Linked DNA regions of Homo sapiens: regions 1 and 2 are each linked to region 3. Evidence: read pairs that join two places in POLR2A ChIA-PET (ENCODE). Cell type or tissue: OCI-LY7. All regions are shown on one strand. Links, peaks and the distances in the headings refer to the core of each region. The heading gives the core; the rest is flanking DNA. Region 1 overlaps DDX19B (DEAD-box helicase 19B). Region 2 overlaps SF3B3 (splicing factor 3b subunit 3). Region 3 overlaps ST3GAL2 (ST3 beta-galactoside alpha-2,3-sialyltransferase 2).

Region 1 (8,074 bases), core at 1,225-6,224, 81 kb before region 3:
CCACTTCAGCCCAGTGGGTATTTTAATTACACAGTGTGCCACAATGCTTCAGGCTGTTCCCAACTACAGTATCAGACACCAGCAAAAGGTGACTTGAATGTGAGGCTGCACATCAGCATACTGTGGTCTTACGGCTCTAACGTATCCTGCAGTATGACTGATTCCTACCCACAGATGCTTTTCTTTTCTTTTCTTTTCTTTTTTTTTTTGTGAGACGGAGTTTCACTCTGTTGCCAGGCTGGGGTGTAGTGGCGTGATCTTGGCTCACTGCAACCTCCGCCTCCTGGGTTCAAGCGATTCTCCTGCCTCAGCCTCCCAAGTAGCTGGCACTACAGGCATGCACCGCCACGCCCAGCTAATTTTTGTATTTTTGGTAGAGACGGGGTTTCACCATGTTGGCCAGGATGGTCTCGATCTCTTGACCTCGTGATCTGCCTGCCTGAGCCTCCCAAAGTGTTGGGATTACAGGCGCGAGCCACCGCACCTGGCTTTACAGATGCTTTTCATCACAGTCCTCCCTTCCCAGTGTTCTCCAAAGTATGACTGCATTTTTCAAAATCTCTTTAAATTTCCTCTTGTTTGAAATATGATTTGGAATGCAGCGATTCCCCCCCACACACAAAAGAAATATGAGAGAATGACAACTCTAATGATATTCTACAAAGAGAGAAAGTTTATAATCAGGGCATTAAGCAAACTCACAAATTACAATTCTCTCACAGAATTTTAAGTAGAAGGTACAGATTTGGAGCATTTTTTTCCACCGATGTATTTACGGGAAATTTTGTTTATTCTCATCAGACATTTAGTAAACGGAACAACCCAATGAATTGGTCCTAATGAATATACCTTGAGAATGGCTATTTTATCCCCAGCTTCATTAGGGAGGCTCTGTTGATTCCAAATCTTTTTAAGTGCTTTTCCTGACACTTTCCCCCTCCCCCATATTCTCCATTTAGTTGAGCAACTTGCATCTTAAGGAAGAGAAAATCAAACCAGATACCAATGGTAAGTAACTAATAGCTAGTTTGAAAACAAATGTGATTTCCTTCAGTATTTTTGTTTTGGCATAACAACTGTCTGGAAAAAAATTTGTATTTGTACCAGGCAGGGCATTGGCAGATACTGGTACCATTTGATTTGTAAATCAACAAACTGGATTGTATGACCAAAGTGTTTTTATTTATTTTTTTGTTTCTGTTTACTTTTTAAGAGACAGGGTCTTGCTCTGTTGCCCAGGCTGGAGTGCAGTGGTTCAATCATGGTTCACTGGAGCCTCAACCTCCCAGACTCAAGTGATCCTCCACCTCAGCCTCCTGAGTAGCTGGGACTACAGGCACAACCCACTACGCCCAACTAATTTTTATTTTTTATTTTTTATTTTTTTGAGACAGAGTCTCGCTCTGTTGCCCAGGCTGGAGTGCAGTGGCTCGATCTCGGCTCACTGTAAGCTCCACCTCCCGGCTTCACACCATTCTCCTGCCTCAGCCTCCCGGGTAGCTGGGACTACAGGCACCTGCCACCACGCCTGGCTAATGTTTTGTATTTTTAGTAGAGATGGGGTTTCACTGTGTTAGCCAGGATGGTCTCAATCTCCTGACCTCATGATCCACCGGCCTTGGCCTCCCAAAGTGCTGGGATTATAGGTGTGAGCCACTGTGCCCAGGTATTTTTGTTTTTTTATAGAGATGAGGACTCCCTGTGTTGCCCAGGTTGGTTTCTAACTCCTAGGCTCAAGCAGTCCTCCCGCCTCAGCCTCCCAAAGTGCTGGGATTACAGGAGTGAGATATTACACCTGGTTTCAAAGTGTTTTTAATACAAGAATGAGGATTGCACACTGATAGCAAGGGTGTGGGGGGAACAAAGAATGAGGCTACTTAAGTGGGACTAATTACTAACCATCGGACTACATTGACAAAGACTAATTTTTTTCTTAATGTTCTCAATTTGGGATGAGATAGACAAAGTATGAGCAATCTGACAGTTTACCTATCCTAATTATTCTGAAATCATATTTATCCAAAGTTAAGATTTCCATTAAATTATTGTTGATGTACTTAATATTACAGGAAGGAAATGTAACATTTGCCTTTCTCAAAATTCACTTAAATCTTTTTTGTATGATTTTATATAACCACAGTATCATTCGACTATAAATTTATATTAATCAATTTATAGGCCGGGTGTGGTGGCTCACACCTGTAATCCCAGCACTTTGGGAAGCCAAGGCTGGCGGATAACCTGAGGTCAGGAGTTTGAAACCAGCCTGACTAACATGGTGAAACCCCATCTCTACTAAAAATACAAACATTTGCCAGGTGTGGTGGTGCACCCCTGTAATCCCAGCTACTCAGGATACTGAAACAGTGGAATCTCTTGAACCTGGGAGGCAGAGGTTGCAGTGAGCTGAGATCGCACCACTGCACTCCAGGCTGGGTAAGAGTGAGACTGCATCTCAAAAAAAGAAAAAAAAAATTTATATGCATGAATTTTTTTTGTTGGTCTTACTGCTCATTTGTTATATACATGAATTTTAATGGCATTATTGTGTTCACCTATTGATAAAATACGATTTGCATAGATATTCCTCTGTTGAGCATCAAGGTGGTTTCTGATCACTAATTGCTCTAATCTTTCTATAATATTTAAGAAGTATTGATTCAATGAGGGAAATAACAGGTTTTGAGGTACGGAGAGGAGACCTAGAATAGGAAAGAATATGAGCAACAGAGGCCGGGCGCGGTAGCTCACGCCTGTAATCCCAGCACTTTGGGAGGCCAAGGCAGGCGGATCACGAGGTCAAGAGATCAAGACCAGCCTGGCTAACATGGTGAAACCCTGTCTCTACTAAAAATACAAAAAAAATTAGCTGGGCGTGGTGGCGGGTGCCTGTAATCCCAGCTACTCGGGAGGCTGAGGCAAGAGAATGGCGTGAACCTGGGAGGCAGAGCTTGTAGTGAGTTGAGATCGCACCACTGCACTCCAGCCTGGGCGACAGAGCGAGACTCCATCTCAAAAATAAATAAATAATAAAATAAATATCTATCTATATATATATATATGTGAGCAACAGTGTTTTACACCTTTGTTTATTTAGGGACAATAAAATGTTTTTATCAGCGGCTCGGTTTCCTCATTTATTTTTTGCTCCCCAGGCCTTTACAAAAACTTCTAGTGTCATAGAATTTGAATTGTCTCAACTGTTGGGTATGGGATGCGATTTTGAATGATGGCCACTTTGTGTCTATAAAGGTGCTGTTGTCAAGACCAATGCCAATGCAGAGAAGACAGATGAAGAAGAGAAAGGTAACACAGCCGTGGAGCTTTATATAATAACAAGCTTCTACATTCTAAGAAAGTGGATTGTTATGAGGCTTCATTTTTATACCCAGTTTGGCTTGACTTTAATAGGCGATACAGTGCTAGCATAAAGGTTCAATATAGGGGCCGGGCACGGTGGCTTACACCTGTAATCCCAGCACTTTGGGAGGCCGAGGTGGGCAGATCACGAGGTCAGGAGATCGAGACCATCCTGGCTAACACGGTGAAAACCCGTCTCCACTAAAAATACAAAAAAAAAAAAAAAAATTAGCCGGGCATGGTGGCAGACGCCTGTAGTCCCAGCTACTTGGGATGCTGAGGCAGAAGAATGGCATGAACCCGGGAAGCAGAGCTTGCCATGAGCCGAGATCGAGCCACTGCACTCTAGCCTGGGCGAAAGAGCGAGACTCTGTCTCAAAAAAAAAAAAAAAAAAAAGTTCAATATAAATAGTCAGTAGGTGAAGGAGTTCTAATGGTTTACGTTTAGAGAAATTTTACATTTAACAACTGAACAGTTGAATAGGGCATTATAAAAAATTTTCAGTTGCATCTCTATTGTCCAGTAAAATTAAGCTTAATGTTATTTTGACACATTTGACATGGATGACGAGACCAACTTGTCCAATATTAAGGTACAGACTTTGTTAATTCCTGTTTTTTTTTTTATTGTTGTGATTGCTACATTAATTACTTTAGGTTTATATATAGTACAAATTGGGGAGTAAATATGTGGGTCTGGATAGGAGGAATAGATAACTGCAGGAAAAGAGGGCTGTTAGAATAGAGTCTGGAAAAGAATATGAGGCCTAAATGGGTGATGTATCATAACTTTTTTCTTTAATAAAACTATTTTAATTTATAAGTCAAAACTATGACGTACCTTGAATTTGAATGTTCAGTACATTATTATTTAAAATACAAATGGCAGTTGAATTAGAGTAAACGCCTGGTAGGTTTCAAGGACTTTTTAAAATTCTTTGCTTTCTTTTTCCTGACAGAGGACAGAGCTGCCCAGTCCTTACTCAACAAGCTGATCAGAAGCAACCTTGTTGATAACACAAACCAAGTGGAAGTCCTGCAGCGGGATCCAAACTCCCCTCTGTACTCGGTGAAGTCTTTTGAAGAGCTTCGGCTGTGAGTATTTATTCACCTTCTGACTCTTCCCCTTTGCACTGAAATAGAGATCCTAGGTCTGTTATAGATATCTTTTGACCACAACAGAGCAGTTTTAGCTAACCAAGTTTTTTTTTTTTTTTCGAGACAGAGTCTCACTCTGTTGCCCAGGCTGGAGTGCAGTAGCGCGATCTCGGCTCACTGCAACCTCCGCCTCCTGGGTTCGAGTGATTCTCCTGCCTCAGCCTCCCAAGTAGCTGAGATTACAGGTGCACACCACCACGCCTGGCTACTTTTTGTATTTGTAGTAGAGATGGGGTTTCACTATGTTGGCCAGGCTGATCTTGATCTCCTGAACTCATGATCCACTTGCCTCGGCCTCCCAAAGCGCTGAGATTACAGGCATGAGCCACCGCACCCAGCTGCTAACCAAGTTTTATAAAAGAATTTAGCTGGGTGCCGTAGTGCACACCTGTAATCCCAGCACTTTTGGAGGCCAAGGTGAGAGGATCACTTGAGGCCAGGAGTTGCAGACCAGCCTGGGCAACATAGCGAGACCAGACTCCATCTAAAAAATATACATAAATACTGTAGATGCTTTGGGATATTTAGTAAAATTTCCAGATGATGGATAAAAGCTTTAGCTGTACTAACATGTATTCAGTTCACCACAGCTCAATTATTGTTGATTACAAACTATGTGTAGGCCAGGCATAGTGGCTCATGCCTGTAATCCCAGCACTTTGAGAGGCTAAGGCCGGCAGACCACTTGAGGTCAGGAGTTCAAGACCAGCGTGGCCAACATGGTGAAACCCTGTCTCTACTGAAAATACAAAAATTAGTCCAGGCACGGTGGCTCACGCCTGTAATCCCAGGACTTTGGGAGGCTGAGGCAGGTAGATCACGAGGTCCAGAGATTGAGATCATCCTGGCTAACATGGTGAAACCCCATCTCTACTAAAAATACAAAAAAAATTAGCAGGGCATGTTGGCGGGTGCCTGTAGTACCAGGTACTCAGGAGGTTGAGGTAGGAGAATGGCGTGAACCTGGGAGACGGAGGTTGCAGTGAGCCGAGATCGCGCCACTGCACTCCAGCCTGGGTGACAGAGCGAGACTCTGTCTCAAAAAAAAAAAAAAAAAAAAAAAATTAGCGGGGCATGGTGCCATGTACCTGTAATCCCAGCTATTCGCGAGGCTGAGGCACGAGAATTGCTTGAACCCGGAAGGTGGATGTTGCAGTGAGCCGAGACTGCACCTTTGCACTGCAGCCTGGGCAATAGATCGAGACTCTGCTCAAAAACAAACAAACAAAAAACTATGTGTAAACAGTAAAAGAGAAAAATCCTCCAGATATTTTGCTGCTTTCCTCAACCAAAGAGACTGTGACTTTCATCTTTAACTGTTTTTCTAGGAAACCACAGCTTCTCCAAGGAGTCTATGCCATGGGTTTCAATCGTCCATCCAAGATACAAGAGAACGCATTGCCACTGATGCTTGCTGAGCCGTATGTGTCCTATTACAACTCCATTTCATTTTAGATTTTCTATTTTTGAAAACTATTATTATTTTCACAGGCCAGCAAGGTGGCTTATGCCTATAATCCCAGCAACCTGAGAGGCAAGGCAGGAGGATCGTTTCAGGCCAGGAGTTCAAGACCAGCCTGGGCGATGTAGCAAGACCCTGTCTCAACAAAAAAAAAAACGTTATAAACTTGGCCAGGCATGGTGGCATGCAGCTGTAGTCCCAGCTACTCAGGAGGCTGAGGCAGGAGGATCACTTGAGCCCAGGAGTTTGAGGTTGCAGTGAACCATGATCATACCATTGTACTCCATTCTGGGCAACAAAGAAAGACCCTGTCTCGAAAGAGAAAAAGAGGAGGCTGAGGCACAAGATTTGCTTGAACCCGGGAGGCAGAGGTTGCAGTGAGCCGAGATCATGTCACTGCACTCCAGCCTGGGTGACAGAGCGAGACTTTGTCTCAAAAAAAAAAAAAAAAAAGTCAAGGGGGCCAGGTGCAGTGGCTCATGCCTGTAATCCCAACACTTTGGGAGGCCAAGGCAGGAGGATCTCTTGAGGTCAAGTGTTCGAGACCAGCCTGGCCAACATGATGAAACCCGACTCTACTAAAAAAATACAAAAGTTAGCCAGGTGTCATGGTGTGCTCCTGTAGTCCCAGCTACTCGGGAAGCTGAGGCACGAGAATCGCTTGAACCCCGGAGGTGGAGGCTACAGGGAGCTGAGATCACACCAGTGCACTCCAGCCTGGGCAACAGAGTGAGACTCCATCTCAAAAATGCAAAAAAAAAAAAGAAAAGAAAAAAAATCATCTGTAATCTCCCTCTCCCCACATTATTAACATTTTGGAGTGGAGACTTCTAGACTTTTCTCTATGTAAACATATAACTTTTAAAAAAGTTGACATATATGACCGGGGTGGTGGCTCATGCCTATAATCCCAGCACTTTGGGAGGCCGAGGCAGGTGGATCACCTGACGTCAGGAGTTTGAGACCAGGCTGACCAACATGGCTAAACCCTGTCTCTACTAAAAATACAAAAAAAAAATTAGCTGGTGTGGTGGCAGGCGCCTGTAAACCCAGCTACTTGGGAGGCTGAGGCAGGAGAATCGGTTGAACCTGGGAGGCAGGGGTTACAGTGAGCTGAGATCATGCCATTGCACTCCAGCCTGGGCAACAAAAGCAAAACTCCATCTCAAAAAAAAAAAAAAAAGTTGACATATGGCCGGGAGCAGTGGCTCATGCCTGTAATCCCAGCACTTTGGGAGGCCTAGCCAGGTGGATCACAAGCTCCGGAGATCGAGACCATCCTGGCTAACACGGTGAAACCCCATCTCTACTAAAAATACAAAAAATTAGCTGGGCGTGGTGGTGGGCGCCTGTGGTCCCAGCTACATGGGAGGCTGAGGCAGGAGAATGGCATGAACCTGGGAGGCGGAGCTTGCAGTGAGCCGAGATCACGCCACTGCACTCCAGCCTGGGCAACAGAGCGAGACTCCATCTCAAACAAACAAACAAAAAAAGGTGACATATAAATAATGTTTTACATGCTGTGTTTTTTAATTATATGATCATCTTCCTATGTTGGTAAATATAAGTTTATATCGTATATGCACCATGATTTCATTGTATTGATATATAAAAGCTATTGTGTCAAATATAATAGAAGCCAAACAGCTCTAGGAGACCTGAATAATACAGTTACTAAGGTGGTTTCCTGGTGCAGGGCATCTCCCACTTTCATAGGCATACAAATCTCATAGACATTTATTAAAATGCAGGGTCTGAATTTAGTAGGTCTAAGTGGGGACTGAGTGTCAACATTTCTAATAAGCTTGCAGGTGATGCTGATGCTGCTGGTTTCAGATCACATTCTGAGTACAAGATTCTAGAGCATGATGGAATTTTAATACAGATTGATCCTATATTTTATATGATTATATACAATTCTGCATATAATGCTAAATTCTGAATCTCTTTTTTTTTTTTGTCTAAAAATAGATATTTTAGGGCAAGTGTGGTGGCTCATGCCTGTAATCCCAATACTTTGAGAGGCCGAGGCAGGCAGATCGCTTGAGCCCAGGAGTTCGAGACCAGCCTGGGCAACATGGTGAGACCCTGTCT
Region 2 (8,074 bases), core at 1,723-6,722, 150 kb after region 3:
ATTGAGTTTAATATTTCTGATATAATTACTACATAGGGAGTGATGTATAAGTGATACATATTCTCCACTATGTCACACATTGTGTGTACATAATGTTGGTTTATCTGATTGAGACATTAAATTGGTCACTTTGTTAAGGTGGTGCCTGCCCATTGTCTTCATTGTAACGGTATTGTTTCTTTTTTGGTAACTGATAATGGAATTTGATGGTGATCTTTGAGACTAATGAATATCCCTCTTCCTGAGACTAGTGAATATCCCTCTTCCCCGGCGTCTTTTCACCTGGTGGTTTTGGTGTGGATTCTTTGAATCATTTACTGCCATCTCTCCCCTCAATCCCCTGGATTATTTATTTGCTGTTAAATATTTATCTGTTCTGGGGTTGAACTTTAGGATTTAATTTAATGTAATATGTAGTACGTAAGATTCCAGCAATTTTAGAAAACCTTAGAAGAAATTTGGCAAGTTAAATTCTTCTTGTTAAGGGATAGGAAGTCACTAAGTTGATTAGACATTGAGCACCTAACTGTGCCAGGCACTGTATTTGGCTTTGCAATAACAAAGTCTAAAACTTCTTGCAGAGCAGAGCTTACTCGGTGGGAGAAATAGAAACTGTTGGAAACGTTAAAAAACGCAAGGCAGGTGCAGTGATGTGCCTCTGATCCCCAGCTACTTGAGAGGCTGAGGCGGGAGGATCCCTTGAGCCCAGGAGTTAGAGACCAGTCTGGGCAACATAGTGAGACCTTGTCTTTAAAAGAAAAAAAATTCAAAGTCATACCTAAGGAGGTGCCTTTTAGGAATCAGGCATTTGATGTAGAACAGGGTAATTTGGATGGAGCAGTGTTTCACAGCCTGAAATGATGACTCTTTAAAAAATTTCATGTCTCTTCTCTGACATTTTTCTCTGGACACAGTTTTTGCCTTATGAATCTGATCAGGCTGTAGAGTGGAATTGGGACTCTTTTGGTTACCCAGATTTTATTAGATATTTATATTAGAATTTTGAGCTGTGGGGTTCCAGTGCTCTGGCTGGCAGGACACTGTGGATCAAAGCTTGTGCCTTTAGGCCTTTAATGTCATTTGTAATCCCTATTGGTAAAGTGCTGAATTCCAGAACTAAGAAGTACCCATTTCTAAGACATTGATTGTGTTTTTGACTTTGCTAGAATGACCTGGATGACCCTGAAAGAGGAATGATTTTTGTCTGCTCTGCAACCCATAAAACCAAATCGATGTTCTTCTTTTTGGCTCAAACTGAGCAGGGAGATATCTTTAAGATCACTTTGGAGACAGATGAAGATATGGTAAGTAGACCATGGATGGACCAGTATAGCTACTCTATGAGATGAGATAGGCAAGACAGGTAATACTTTACAAGTTAAAAAAATGAGAACTTAGAAAGTAGTTGCCCTTGGAACCGGTATATGAGTATAGATTTTCTCTCTGGTTATCAGATTTTTGGTCTAGTAATCTTACATACAATATAAGAGCGGCAATGCCACTTGTAGTGATTATTTTTAGGTGAAGAAGATAGTGATTATTTTTGGTGTGAAGAAGATAAAGGTCTCTGTTTCTGCTGAAAACTGGTAATAAACATGATCTGTTACTTGTTTTATCCTATGGACGAGCTCTGTGAGTTGTTGGGCAATTTCTTAGATAGCTGTTTGGATCAGGAATTGGCAAACATTTTTTTGTAAAGGCCACATAGTAAATACTTGCAGCTTTTGTGAGCTACGTAGTCTCCGTCTCAATTACTCAACTCTGCCATTATAGTACAAGACAGCCACAGCCAGTAATGATTGGCATGACTGGCCCATGAGCCGGAGTTTGTTGACCCCTGGTCAGATATGAAATACAGTATTTTATTTGCTACTCAGCCTGTGCTGTCTTATAATACGGGGCTCACTTCACTTTGTTTGTACACCAGAATGTTTCTTTTCTCACCAGGTTACTGAGATCCGGCTCAAATATTTTGATACTGTACCCGTTGCTGCTGCCATGTGTGTGCTTAAAACAGGGTTCCTTTTTGTAGCATCAGAATTTGGAAACCAGTGAGTAATCCTTCTGTTACCCTAGTTCACCCTGGTTGGGATAAAAGTTGGCAGCAGAAGCTGGGTGCAGTGGCTCACGGCCATAATCCTAGCACTTTGGGAGGCTGAGGTGGGTGAATCACCTGAGGTAAGGAGTTGGAGACCAGCCTGGCCAACATGGTGAAACCCCATCTCTACCTAAAATACAAAAATTAGCTGGACATGGTGGCGGGCACCTGTAATCCCAGCTACCGGGGAGGCTGAGGCAGGAGAATCACTTGAATCTGGAAGGTGGAGATTGCAGTGAGCTGAGATCACGCCACTGCACTCCAGCCTGGGTAACAAGAGCGAAACTCTCTCTCAAAAAAAAAATAGTTGGCAGTAGGAAGGTGCGGCTTTGAGGCTTAGGGAGCTTTTCACAAGAATGTGTTAGTTCTTTCAAAAGAAGTTTGTTCTATCCTTGTAGAGTCTTTCTTTTTCTTACCTTCCTTTATTTTAGTGGCTTCGGGCAGTACCTCTGTAGGTATCTCCAGAACTATCTTTAGATTTGATGTCTCTTCTGAGCTTTTTGCTGAATATTTCATCAAATAAATTTTTTTTTTTTTTTGAAGTGGAGTTTTGCCCTTGTTGCCCAGACTGGAGTGCAATGGTGTGATCTCGGCTCACCGCAACCTCTGCCTCCCAGGTTCAAGCAATTCTCCTGCCTCAGACTCCTGAGTTGCTGGGATTGCAGGCATGCGTCACTATGCCCAGCTCATTTTGTACTTTTAGTAGAGACAGGGTTTCTCCATGTTAGTCAGGCTGGTCTCGAACTTCCGACCTCAGGTGATCGCCTGCCTCGACCTCCCAAAGTGGTTGGATTACAGGCGTGAGCCACTGCGCCCAGCAGTACTTAAATATTTCAATAAGTATTTATTTGATGAAATGGCCAGGCGCGGTGGCTCACGCCTGTAATCCAAGCACTTTGGGAGGTTGAGGCGGGCGGATCACCTGAGGTCGGGAGTTCGAGACCAGCCTGACCAACATGGAGAAACCCTGTCTCTACTAAAAGTACAAAATGAGCTGGTCTCAAACCAGCTGGCCAAGCTGGTCTCAAACTCCTGACCTCAAGTGATCCATCCACCTTGGCCTTCCCGAAGTGTTGGGACTACAGGCGTGTGCCACCGTGCCCAGCCGAGCCTTCTTAGCTTTTTGGGGTTTTTTTTGGTTGTTTGTTTGTTTAAGACAGAGTCTTACTCTGTTTCCCAGGATGCTGGAGTGCAGGGGTGCAATCTCGGCTCACTGCATCCTCGACCTCCCAGGCTCAAGGTGATCCTTCCATCTCAGCCTCCCAAGTAGCTGGGACTATTAGCAAGGTGCATGCCTGGCTAATATATGTATTTCTTGTAAAGTCTCAAACTTCTGGACTTAAGCAATCCAAGCAATCCACCTGCCTCAGTCTCCCAATGTGCTGAGATTACAGGCTTGAGCCATAGCGCCTGGCTGATATTTGTCCCTTTGTGTCTAGCTCATTTTACTTGGCATAATATTTAGAAAATTCATGTTTAAAAAAAAAAAGAAAGAAAAAGATTCATGTTTTGGTAGCCTGTATCAGAGCTTCGTTCCTTTTTGTGGCGGAATAACTCATTGTATGTACATACTGCATTTTGTTTACCCATTCTGCTGATGTACACTTGGATTGTTTCTACCTTTCACTATTGGGAACAATGCTGTGGTAGATGTTGCTGTGCTAATACCTATTTGATTCCCCATTTTTAATTTTTTTGGGTATATATGTAGGAGTGGAATTACTGGGTCATGGTAATTCTGTGTTTAACTTTTTGAGAAACCACCAAACTTTCTCATAGCAGCCACACCATTTTACATTCCCAACAGCAGTATATGAGGGTTCCAGTTTCTCCACATCCTTGCCAACTTGTTTTCCACGTTTGTGATTATAGCCATCCTGCTAAGTATGCAGTGGTGGTATGAAGTGGTAGCTCATTGTGGTTTGCCTTTCCCCGGTGATGAGTGATGTTGAGCATCTTTTTGTGTTTATTGGCCATTTGTGTATCTTTGGAGAAATGTCTATTCAAATCCCATTGCCCATTTTTTAAGAGTTGTCTTTTTATTTTTGAGTTCTCTATGTGTTCTGGGTACTAGACCCTTGTCAGAAATACGATTTGCAAATATTTTCTCTCATTTTGTGGGTTGTCATCTTTCTTCCTTTGATGCACAAAAGTTTTAAATTTTGATAAAGTCCAGTTTATCTGTATTTTCTTTGTTGCTTGTGCTATAAATAAAATACTCACTGCACTTCCCAGATCTTTTCCCTGAATTGTTTTGAAACAAATCCTAGCTGTCGTACTTAGTGATAACACCTAAAAATAATAACAATAGTATCTTAATATAATCAAATAGCTTGTGCTTTATGTTGATGCCAGACATTATCGTCAGGCAGAGAACTCGTTACCGAAAGTTTCTCTCCTCTGCTTCTTCCCAGTTACTTATATCAAATTGCACATCTTGGAGATGATGATGAAGAACCTGAGTTTTCATCAGCCATGCCTCTGGAAGAAGGAGACACATTCTTTTTTCAGCCAAGACCACTTAAAAACCTTGTGCTGGTTGATGAGTTGGACAGCCTCTCTCCCATTCTGTTTTGCCAGGTTGGTGGGCCTTTCCAGCCCCTTCCACAATAGATCTAAAGTTAAACTGAGGTCTAGTCTAAGAAATAGCTTTATTAGTATTTCCATGAACTCGCCAGTGTGTAAAGCAGTTAGAGGTAGAAGTTTGAGCACAAAAAACCATTAATAAGTCCTCGGGCTTTTTTTCCCATAATGACAAAACTCACGTTTAATGTAAAAATGCAGATCATATTCCTGTACAGCTTGCAGGGGAGGAAAAAATCAGACCATACAAGAAGTGAGAAGTAAAAGTCCTCCCCGTAATCTTCTCACCTGTCCGCTCCATTGAGCCATATTGCTTGTATTAACAACTTCTTGTGACTGCTTCTAGGTGTTTTCTCTGCATTTACAATCATGTATATGTTTATGTGTTATATCTTTTTCTTTTTAAAATAAGTGGATTCATATACTCCACAGTATTCTGTGGTTGACCTCTTGTCATGTAACAGTCTACATATAGCTGTATTTATTTAATTTTACCACAGTTCCTCTTTAAAATAGTTCTGAGACATTGGGATCAGTTGGTAACAGGTAGTTTTGAATCACATTCTCAAGGAGGAACCTGAAGTGGCTCAGAATGGAGTTTGTGTCTCTCATTGCTGGTGCTCAGTTGTGACAGCCAGGAATTTGATCATGTTGCTGCATCCTCAATTGTCAGGGTTTGAGTGACCATTAGGGACCACCTGTGTAGTTGATCACACTTCTGATGGGAGAGGAGTTTGTTCACTGGGTACTGGGGAAACAAGTCAGCATTCAGACAGGTTTAATTAAACCCATCTGAAATTAATTGCTTTGTTCTTCCTTTCTGAGAAACGATTAGTCTTGAGGGCAACAGAAAATAAATGTGACTAATTTCTTTTTTTTTCTTTTTTTTTTCTTTTTTTTTTGAGATGGAGTCTCGCTCTGTTGCCCAGGCTGGAGTGCAGTGGCGTGATCTCGGCTCACTGCAAGTTCCGCCTCCCAGGTTCACGCCATTCTCCTGCCTTAGCCTCCCTAGTAGCTGGGACTACAAGCGCCCGCCACCATGCCCAGCTAATTTTTTGTATTTTTAGTAGAGACAGGGTTTCACTGTTAACTAGCCAGGATGGTCTCGATATTCTGACCTCGTGATCCGCCTGCCTTGGTCTCCCAAAGTGCTGGGATTATAGGTGTGAGCCACCACGCCCGGCCAAGTGTGACTAATTTCTAATTTGATTTTTAGTGATTTTTTTCACCTTCATTGGAATTTGAATAAATAATGTGTGTAAATAGTTTATTCATCAAGAATAAAATTAGCCAGGCATGGTGGCTCATGCTTGTAATCCCAGCACTTTGGGAGGCCGAGGTGGGCAGATCACCTGAGGTTGGGAGTTTGAGACCAGCCTGACCAACATGGAGAAACCCTGTCTCTACTAAAAGAAATACAAAATTAGCCAGGCATGGTGGCGCATGCCTGTAATCGCAGCTACTTAGGAGGCCGAGGCAAGAGAATCGCTTGAACTTGGGAGGCAGAGGTTGCGGTGAGCTGAGATCACACCATTGTACTCCAGCCTGGGTAACGAGCGAAACCCCGTCTCAAAAAAGAAAAAAAAAAGGCCGGTCACGATGGCTTACACCTGTAATCCCAGCACTTTGGGAGGCCGAGGCGGGTAGATGACCTGAGGTCAGGAATTTGAGACTGTCCTGGCCAACACGGTGAAACCCCGTCTCTACTAAAAATAAAAAAACTAGCAGGGCATGGTGGTGGGTGCTTGTAATCCCAGCTACTTGGGAGGTCGAGGCAGGAGAATCGCTTGAACCCAGGAGATGGAGGTTGCAGTGAGCTTACACAGTGCCACTGTACTCTAACCTCGGTGACAGAGTGAGACTCTGTCTTAAAAAAAAATAAAATAAATAAAATGAATGGGAAGTTAAAGTGTGTATAGCAGGGCTTCTTAACATTTCTTTCTGCCATGGATCTTTTTGCTAGCCAAAGCATCTGGATCCGATCTGAATAATGTTTTACTGTTTTTTTGTGTTTTTTTTTTTAATTTTTTTTTGAGACAAGAGTCTCACTCTGTTACCCAGGCTAGAGTGCAGTGGCACAGTTACGACTCACTGTAGCCTCAGCCTCCTGGGCTGAAGCGATTTTCCCACCTCCGCCTCCTCAGTAGCTGGGACTATAGACACAAGCCACCATACCCAGCTAATGAATGATATTTTTAAATGCATATGAAAATATGCATAGAATCAGAATAGCAAAATATTTTTTAAAGTTGTGGAAAACAGATGTGCTTTACTGAGGTTTTATAAATAATAAGATGATACACTTAAAATGGGTGTGTTAATTTTTTTTAGGAGACTGGTGTGATGGCTGTATACCCTCAGTACTCACATGTGCGTCTGTGTTACAGTAGACTCCATTGCTCTGCAGAGAGAGTAAAGAATTTTCATTTGAACTGTCCAGTTTGTCAAAACTACAATACAGATCATTCACCTCTTTTCACATATTGATCAGCAGATAATTGTATTGGAAAGCAGCTGGATGTCTGGGATACTAGAGAATCAGAGTTGTGTTTGAAAACAGCACTGGAGACATTTTTTCCTCTAACTTTTTCTCTGTGCAGATAGCTGATCTGGCCAATGAAGATACTCCACAGTTGTATGTGGCCTGTGGTAGGGGACCCCGATCATCTCTGAGAGTCCTAAGACATGGACTTGAGGTAAGGTTGCAATTTCTAGATAATCTGCAGGGTTTGGAGGGAAGCACTGACAAAGTAGTTTATGGGTTTACTCTGATGTTGTCAAAGACATAGTTAAGGTGTCTGTGAAAAAGTATGTTCTTTCTCCCTGACTTCCCCGAAGTTTATACTTCAGATTTTCTTTCTTTTTGTCTCCAAAACAGGGTCTCACTGTGTTGCCCAGGCTGGTGTGCAATGACATGATCTTGGCTCACTGCAGCCTTGACCTCTTGAGCTCAAGTGATTATTCTGCCTCAGCCTCCCAAAGTGTTGCTTACAGGTGTAAGCCACTGTGCCCAGCCTGTGCTTTTTTCTATTCCTCAACTTGTTAGCATGATAGCCCACATGGTCACTAGTCATGACATGGAGGCTAGGAAATCTATATGGAACATTTCACTCTCTGTATACATCTAGTCTTAGTTAAATCAACTATATCAATGCTATATATATTTTTGTATCTTATTAAATTTATTCCTTATTACTATATACTCCTAAATAGCATACTTTTTATTTATTTATTCATTTATTTTTGAGATGGGGTCCCACTCTGTCTCCCATGCTGGAGTGCAGTGGCTCCATCATGGCTCACTGCAGCCTTGACCTTCCTGGGATCAGGTGATCCTCCCACCTCAGCCTCCTGAATAACTGGGGACTGCAGGCACGTGCCACAACACCCAGC
Region 3 (7,554 bases), core at 1-5,000:
CTGGCCATGGTGTCTGGGGAGGGGAGAGGCCCCTCTAAGACCAGCTCCCATCCCATCTCCCTCCCATTGGGGTATCAGCAGTTGGAGGATATGGATACCCTCAGGTGGCTCCGGGGTCCTGGACAGGGTCCACTCCAACCTGCTCACCCTCCCACTTGCACCATTTCCCAACATGAGGAAGGTCTTACATGGAATGCTGAATGCCTCCGAGACATATTGCTGCCTTCGTGTTGCTATGGAGACAGCAACAGTTTCTAAGACAAAGCCCTTCCTTCTGCCTCCTGGGAAACCTGGTCTTAACTGCAATGCTCATCCTAAGAGATGCGTGAAAACTGGGCATTGGCAGGAGCTCTGTTCTTCAGGCTCTTCCTCTACCAAGGAGTCGGGTAGGAGGCATTTCTTGTCCCCAGCCAAGTCAAGGGGGGATGTCAGAAAACGCAGGCTCTGGAGCAGAGCAAGCAGCCCACGTTCAGGTCGTGAGCCTGCCCCCTATTCCCTGTTCACGCCCAGGCCTTCATTGCAGAGTCTCGGTCAAGACTGAACGCCCTCCCAACTCTTCTCCCTTCCTCACGGCTGGGCATAGAGGTCTTGGGAATGAATGAGCCCTAGAGCAAATACCGAACAGCTCCTTTCAGCACCCACAACATCTGCCTTCTATGCATCTGCCAGCGAGAATCACCTGCTGCTATGAAGCAGGATGCTAGCTGGGCTTGGGGCCCTCACTCCTTGCCCAGCTGCTGAGGGGATGAGGAGGACAGGGCCGGCTTCTGATGGGAATTTTTGTTTTTGAGACAGGGTCTCAGTCTATTGCCCAGGCTGGAGTGAACTGGTGCAATCATAGCTCACTGTAGCCTCAAACTCCTGGGTTCAAGCAATCCTCCTGCCTCAGCCACCCCAGTAGCTGGAAATACAGACACGCCACAATGCCCAGCTAATCTTTAAAAATTTTTTGTAGACACAGGGTTTCGCCATGTTACCTAGGCTGGTCTCTAACTCCTGGGCTCAAGCGATCCTCCCACCTCAGCCTCTCAAAGCGCTGGAATTACAGGTGTGAACCACCATGCCCTGCCTCTGATGGGATTTTTCACCAAACAATCAGCCAGGAATCTAATGTCAGCTCTTTCCAGAGGAATTCAGAGCCTTGGAAACAGAGTGCAGGCCTCAAGCAAAGCTTAGATTTGGGATTCTGTCTCCCCATCCACCCCAAACAGGTAAAGGAGAGAGCTCCAAGCCTGCTGTGAAAGACTCTGGGAGGCAGGGCCCCACAGCACACCGGTAGCTGGCAGCATGCACCCTGCCAGACAAGGCAGAGGAGGGCAGTCCCCTTCCCGGAGGCCCATCCTGAGCCCACCCTTGGGCTCCACAGGGGCTCACCTCATGATGAAGTTGTGCCCGTCCACGTCCTGCCCATAGCCAGAGCCCCGCAGGTTGCCCGAGTTCCCCACCACGGCACAGCGCCGGCACTGGTGGGGGTCCCGGAAGCGGTAGGGGTTCTCGCCAGGCACTATCTGGAACAGCTTCTCCAGCACCTCATTGGTGTTGTGTGACTTGAACTGGGGCTGCAGCATCTGTGGAAGGGAGGGGAAGATGGGAAACGAGGAAGGGGAGAGGTGTGTGAAGAAGGAGGGGCCCCGGCCTCCCCTCCTCTGCCCTCACTATCCTGTGTCTGGGCACAGGCCTCTTTATCCAGGGCTCTGCCAGGGAACAGGGGTTCTTTCCTCTGGGCAGTGAGGGTCTCTCCCTCTCTCAACAACAGCAAAGTCCCCGGTTGTGAGTGAGTCTCAATGTCCAGAGATTGGGTGCCCTGCTAGTCACAGTTAGCTCTGATGCACTAGAAGGGGCTCAGGGATCAAGGTGCCTTTCACACATTCTCTGGGAACCTGCAGGCCTGGGCCACGGAGCAGAGCAGCCTCCTTCAGGGGATCCTTCCTGGTCAGCCTACAGGGGGCGCCCCTGGCACTCAGGCTGAGGACTGGGGTTGCAGAAGCCACGTCCAGGGTGACAGTCCAGCCACTCCCTGAGCCCCAGGGAAGGGCAGAGAGGCTGATAAATTCTTTCAGAGCCAGAATGGCTGGAATAAAACTGGTGTCCCCTCCTACCAGCGAGACCTGTACCAACCAACTAATGGTCAAAGACCATGAAACGAGGCAGCACCAACCAGATGCTTACAGGCCCAGCAAGTGCCACACAGGAGTGACATGGCAGGTAAGGTCCACAGCCAACAGATCTGAGCCCCGGCAAAGAGAGGCAACTTCAGCCAATTGCTGCCACGTGGGATCATGAGCCCAGAAGGGCCAAAGTTTCCCATTTTTCAAGACACACTGAAAATAAGGATTTCATATGAAACAAGAAAAATGAAATACTCTTTTTTTTTTTTTTTTGAGATAGAGTTTCACTCTTGTCGCCCAGGCTGGAGTGCAATGGCGCGATCTTGGCTCACCGCAACCTCCGCCTCCCGGGTTCAAGGGATTCTCCTGCCTCAGCCTCCCGAGTAGCTGCAATTACAGGCATGCTTCACCATACCCTACTAATTTTGTATTTTTAGTAGATATGGGGTTTCTTCATGTTGGTCAGGCTGGTCTCGAACTCCCAACCTCAGGTGATCTACCGCCTTGGCCTCCCAAGGTGGTGGGATTACTTTTACTCAAAAGTAAATTACTTTTACTCAAAGTGCTGGAATTATTTTTACTCAAAAAAAAAAAAAAAAACCCACATAAAAATAAAATAAAACATTATGTGGATGGAGCCATAACTTGATGGGTTTGTGGGTGAGCAGGGCCTGCTCAGGGGATGGGAGATTGATCTGTAGAGGGAGCTTGGCTCCAAGATGAGAATTCCTATATAAAAATTAGCCAGGCGTGGTGGCACGTGCCTGTAGTCCCAGCTACTCTGAAGCTGAGGTGGGAGGATCGCTCGAGCCTTGGGGATCAAGGATGCAGTGAGCCAAGACTGTGCCACTGCAAAGACAGTGAGAACCTGTATCAAAAAAAAGCTGTCACAGTAAGAGCCCACGGGGCTCCTAGTGGCCCCAGCTCTGCAGACCCTGGTCCTCGGGCACTCTTGACAGTCTAGGCTGGAAGGCAGGTTCTGTGACATCATTCTGATAAGCCTGATCACATGAGCTCATCCCTTGCAGCTTGGGAGCCTGCAGGGACTCAGTGCTGACATGGCTCCACCCATGACATGTGTGGCAACCAGATGGCCTGCAGAGCCTGGGGAGTGACACTCCAGAGCCTTGGGGCAAGGTAGAAGGAATTAAAAGTAGCAGAAAAGTGATGACTGGAAAGACAGGGAGGACCCCCCCAGCCCCACCCCTTCACCTCCCTTAGCCCCTGAGGGTTCTTTTCATTGCTTGTTTTTTTTTAACTCTAGAATCAGACAACACATTATTTCATAAAATAGATTAAGTAGTCCCTGCACGGCTTTCTTTTCTTTCTTTTTTTTTTTTTTTTGAGACGGAGTCTCACTTTGTTGCCCAGCTGGAGTGCAATGGTGCAATCTCGGCTCACTGCAACCTCCGCCTCCCAGGTTCAAGCGATTCTCCTGCCTCAGCCTCCTGAGTAGCTGGGATTACAGGCACGCACCACCATGCCTGGCTAATTTTTTTTCATTTTTAGTAGAGACGGGGTTTCACCACGTTGGTCAGGCTGGTCTCGAACTCCTGACCTCATGATCCGTCCGCCCTGTGCTCTCAAAGTGCTGAGATTACAGGCGTGAGCCACCATGACCGGCCTTCCCTACAAGGCTTTCTTATCCCAGCCCAGTAAAAAGTCTTCTAGCAGTTGTAAAGAACCAAGAAAGGGGCTCTGTTCTCATGGTATTTACAATTATTTTGGCTGGGCATGGTGGCTCACGCCTGTAATCCCAGCACTTTGGGAAGCTGAGGCGGGCAGATCATCTGAGGTCAGGAGTTTGAGATCAGCCTGGCCAACATGGTGAAACCCCGTCTGTACTAAAAATACAAAAAAATTAGCTGAGAGGGGTGGTGCATGCCTATAATTCCAGCTACTTGGGAGGCTGAGGCAGGAGAATCACTTGAACCTGGGAGGCAGAAGTTACAGTGAGCCATCACTGTGCCACTGCACTCCAGCCTGGGCGACAGAATGAGACTCCATCTCAAAAAACAAACAAACAAATAAAAAACAATTATTTTGAGCCAATGTTCATAAATTAGGATATTTAGTTTTAAAATCTGGATTTCTAGGTTTTCTTAAAAAAAAAACAAAAAACCCAGATCCAGCCTTGTGCAGCAACAACTGCTGGGGCCGAGGGGCGGCTGCCTCCTTCCTCTGGGGCAGGCCCCCCATGGCTGTACTCCTCACTGCCACCTGCTCCCTGTGTCCCTGCTGCCTGCCTGGTCCAGGAGGCATTTCTGGCCTATGCTCGGGTCCTACAGGCACTAGAAAATACTAGCCCCCTCCATCAGGTCAGTGCTTGCTCTGCCCTTCAGTAATCTGTGATCCTATAAATGGCTTGGTCAAACAGGCATTTTGTCAAGGCTCTGGGGGCCAGAAATCCAAGAGGGGGCTCTGAGTGGCTCTAAAACTGGGGGACAGATCCCTGGAAGGGAGCAGCAGCTCTTACCATCCACCACCTCTGGACGTCCGGTGGAAGATCCATGTTCTCTCGGGTCCAGACGGGGGAAATGTTACCGTCAAAGTGGCTGTCAAACCAGTCGGAGGCACCGGCATCGCCCATGCAGCGGCGACAGGCACAGCTCTTGCCCGAGAGCCTCTCCTTGCTGAGGCGCTGCAGGCCGGCATAGCCGGGCACCAGCTTCACCCGGTGCGTCCCATCCAGGGCCCCTGAGTCCAGGTAGGGGAGCGTGGCCATGCTGTGGTGCGAGTAGGTGAAGAGCAGGGACATGATGAACACCAGCAGGAAGGCCACGGAGAGGAACCACACCCGCAGGGAGCACTTCATGGTGCCGGCAGGCGGGTGACGGTCACCGTGGCCACTCTTTTCCCAGCCCGCTGAGGGGCCAGCCACGGCGTAGCCTGCCTATTCTGGCACCACATGCAAAGGGCATAGGGGCACGTGCTGCAGCAGGGGACAGTGGCAGGGGTCCCTTGCCACGCCCTCCCTCATGTAGGGAGAACACACGTTGGCAGGAGTGGCTGTCCTGTCCCTGAGTCAGGCGGGGCCCCTGCTTAGGGCTTCATCGGGTCTCTCCGTCACTAGCTAGGCCACAGAGGCTCTGCCTCTCCTGCCACCCTGGTGAGGGGGAGGTCAGTCCATTGCAGCCCTCTAGTCCCTTGGGATTGCTGGCTGCCAGCTCTAGGGGTCCCCCTCTTTGGCGGCTTGAAATAATCCAGTCTGGAGCAGTCGGGGTCCTTGTGGTTCATGAGCAGACAATGAGGCGGCCCCTCGTTCCCGGCAGCGGGGAAGCCCTAGAACTCCAATCACAACAGAGAGCACAGGGGCTTCAGGGGACTTGGGTTCCATGCAAGTGTTGTCCCACCTCCTGGCCCAAAACCTCTGCCAGAGGAGGGGAGCCAGACCCCAACCCTGAGAGGACAAAAACAGGAAGCTCTGTGAGTGTGGGAAAACTCCGCTGCAGAGATCGAGATCCTTTCCGCAGTAGGTCTTGCCCTTCTGCTTCCCATCTGAGGTGCTGGTCCCTTCTCCTGGTGGCCCCAGCCCCAGCTGCAGTTGCGTAGGGGTCGCAAAGCTCCTACTGTGGCTGTGGGGTCCTCTGGCGCTGGGAACAGCTGCTGTTCAGCGGGGCACTGTGTCCAATACCATCTGGGTCAGGCGAGCTTGTGCTGAGCTCCCTACCAGGGTCCAGGTCTCCTTCCTAATACTCCTGGCCCAGGTTCTGCCCATCCCCACTCCCCCGGGGCCAGCCTATCCTGCTGTGAGCTCACAGTAATCCCCTGGCAGGTTCCCCTTCACATGTCGGGCGCCAGGCTGCCGCAGCACGACCCTAGAATGGCAGAGAGGAGAAATAATGTGCGGATGAATCACACGGGCACCAGGCTTTGTCCCAGCCCCACCCCAAGCCCCAAAGCTAGCAGGAGAGGAGATGCCCACTTAATCAGAGGGTGGACATGACCAAGGGCTCTGCCCTCTAGCTGCACAGATAGCATCACTGTGTGGGACTCCAGGGCCTGGAGGACTAGATTAGCCCAGAGTCTTCACTTCTTAGCCAGAAGGTAAACGAGTCAAGTGATTTTCCCTAAGCCACATGCTTTCAGATTTAGAGAGTTCCTAGCCCAGCTATGTACAGTTAATTTCAGGTGAAAAGTCAGAGAAAACAGCCCAGAGAAGATTCCAGGGGACTATGGACACTGACTGCCCCCCACAGCACTCTCTGGAGCCTGTCAGTGCCTGCAGAGGCCTCTCCCAATCAGAAGGGAGGGCTGGCCGGTCTCTGACCGCCCCTCTTCTCTCGACTGTGGATTATCGATGAGGTATTGCTGGGTCCACTCAATGAACCATGAACAGTCCTGTCAGCTCCGCCGTTGGGGGAGAACCTGGCTGTGTCAGGAGGTGTGGTTGCTGGGCTTGGTCCTGCCCCCGGACAGCCCTGAGGGCAGTTGTCTACATCCATCTGTACATTATGGACAAAGTGAATGCCAGCGTCCCTGGTAGCACTGACAGCCTGAGGCCCCATGCTGCCCTTGCAGGCAAGAACAGGGAGAAAAGGCCACTTGTAGGCAGTTTGGGTCTCAGCCATAAGGAAAGGAGCTCAGATCCATGCCAAGCGTGAGGGAGCCACACCAGGTGAGAGGAACGCTGAGAAGGGAACCCCTGAGCACTGGCTGTGTGCCGTGGGAATCTTGCAAAGCTGGCTGCCTCGCCTCTCCCCAGCTCCCCTCCAAATCTGCCTAGCGGTGCTGCTGACCTAGCCCCTGGGCCTCTCAGTGCAGCCCTGTTCCCTGTCCTTGTTGAAGTCTCCAGCCCACTTTTGGGGTCTCCTGGCTGCTTCCAGCAGCTGCATACAAGGCCTCTCAGGCTCTGTGTTCAAGAAACGTAGCTGCCCCTCCATTTGTGGCCACAAAGCCAGCAGGGAATGGAACGAGCATATTGCAGTAAGGACATTATTCTGGGTGAGAAATGATGTTCACAAAAGTACAAGAACTTACCTAAGGTCACGACGTTGTGAGTGGAGGTGACTTTGGGATAGGCCATGGCACAGAAAGAAGGCTGTGGCCTCCCTGAACTACCCACGGCTCAAGGGTGAGAGGGAAGGAGATGTGGAGTTGGCTTCTCAGGGTCGAAAGTGAAGCCCCGCCCACAGGCCTCATCAGGGCTCCTGGCTCTAATCCACGGAGACCCCAGCAGCACTGGCTCAAAGGTGCTTCTTCCAATGTTCTGCTGTGCCCATTTAGCAGATCCCACTCTAGGCATGGCCTTGGCTGAACAGTCTGTAGATGGGAAGCCAGGTCCTTGTCTCCTCTCATTCTCCCTTTGCCTGCTGCATGCCCAACATCTAAGGACAGAACTCGAGTTCTTTCAGGGTCCCGCTCCCAGCTTCCTGTGACCTGAGGAGAGCCAGTCATGAGGCAGGTGGCCCTGGAAGACAGTGACTTTGCAGCTGATGGGAGCGAG

Evidence for each region. Peaks named below come from ENCODE experiments on the same cell type or tissue, not always from the same donor. Only the 100,000 strongest peaks of a DNase experiment are listed, where the experiment ranks them.
Region 1: POLR2A ChIA-PET joins it to region 3 with 7 read pairs; 5 of 35 experiments call an interaction of 5 or more read pairs at or near these places.
Region 2: POLR2A ChIA-PET joins it to region 3 with 5 read pairs; 8 of 35 experiments call an interaction of 5 or more read pairs at or near these places.

What each region holds. Positions count from the first base shown.
Region 1 is chr16:70,311,650-70,319,723 of GRCh38, forward strand. It overlaps DDX19B (DEAD-box helicase 19B), which reads left to right. Exons shown (of 12, transcript NM_007242.7): 2 at 960-1,008; 3 at 3,253-3,306; 4 at 4,320-4,455; 5 at 5,847-5,939. It overlaps DDX19A-DT (DDX19A divergent transcript), which reads right to left. Exons shown (of 5, transcript NR_039997.1): 4 at 5,607-5,724; 5 at 3,991-4,493. Among named protein-coding and RNA genes, the nearest start is that of DDX19B, 17 kb to the left of the region's middle. In OCI-LY7, for the core only: no CTCF peak of the experiment used is centred there; no DNase peak of the experiment used is centred there.
Region 2 is chr16:70,537,157-70,545,230 of GRCh38, forward strand. It overlaps SF3B3 (splicing factor 3b subunit 3), which reads left to right. Exons shown (of 26, transcript NM_012426.5): 7 at 1,167-1,304; 8 at 1,948-2,051; 9 at 4,513-4,678; 10 at 7,282-7,377. It overlaps SNORD111 (small nucleolar RNA, C/D box 111), which reads left to right and starts at 849; the gene lies at 849-942. In OCI-LY7, for the core only: no CTCF peak of the experiment used is centred there; no DNase peak of the experiment used is centred there.
Region 3 is chr16:70,393,608-70,401,161 of GRCh38, forward strand. It overlaps ST3GAL2 (ST3 beta-galactoside alpha-2,3-sialyltransferase 2), which reads right to left. Exons shown (of 7, transcript NM_006927.4): 2 at 4,585-5,926; 3 at 1,375-1,568. The coding sequence starts at 4,923. Among named protein-coding and RNA genes, the nearest start is that of ST3GAL2, 42 kb to the right of the region's middle. In OCI-LY7, for the core only: CTCF peaks have their summits at 1,949 (motif pointing right) and 2,149; a DNase peak (open chromatin) is centred at 1,944; H3K27ac peaks cover 422 bases.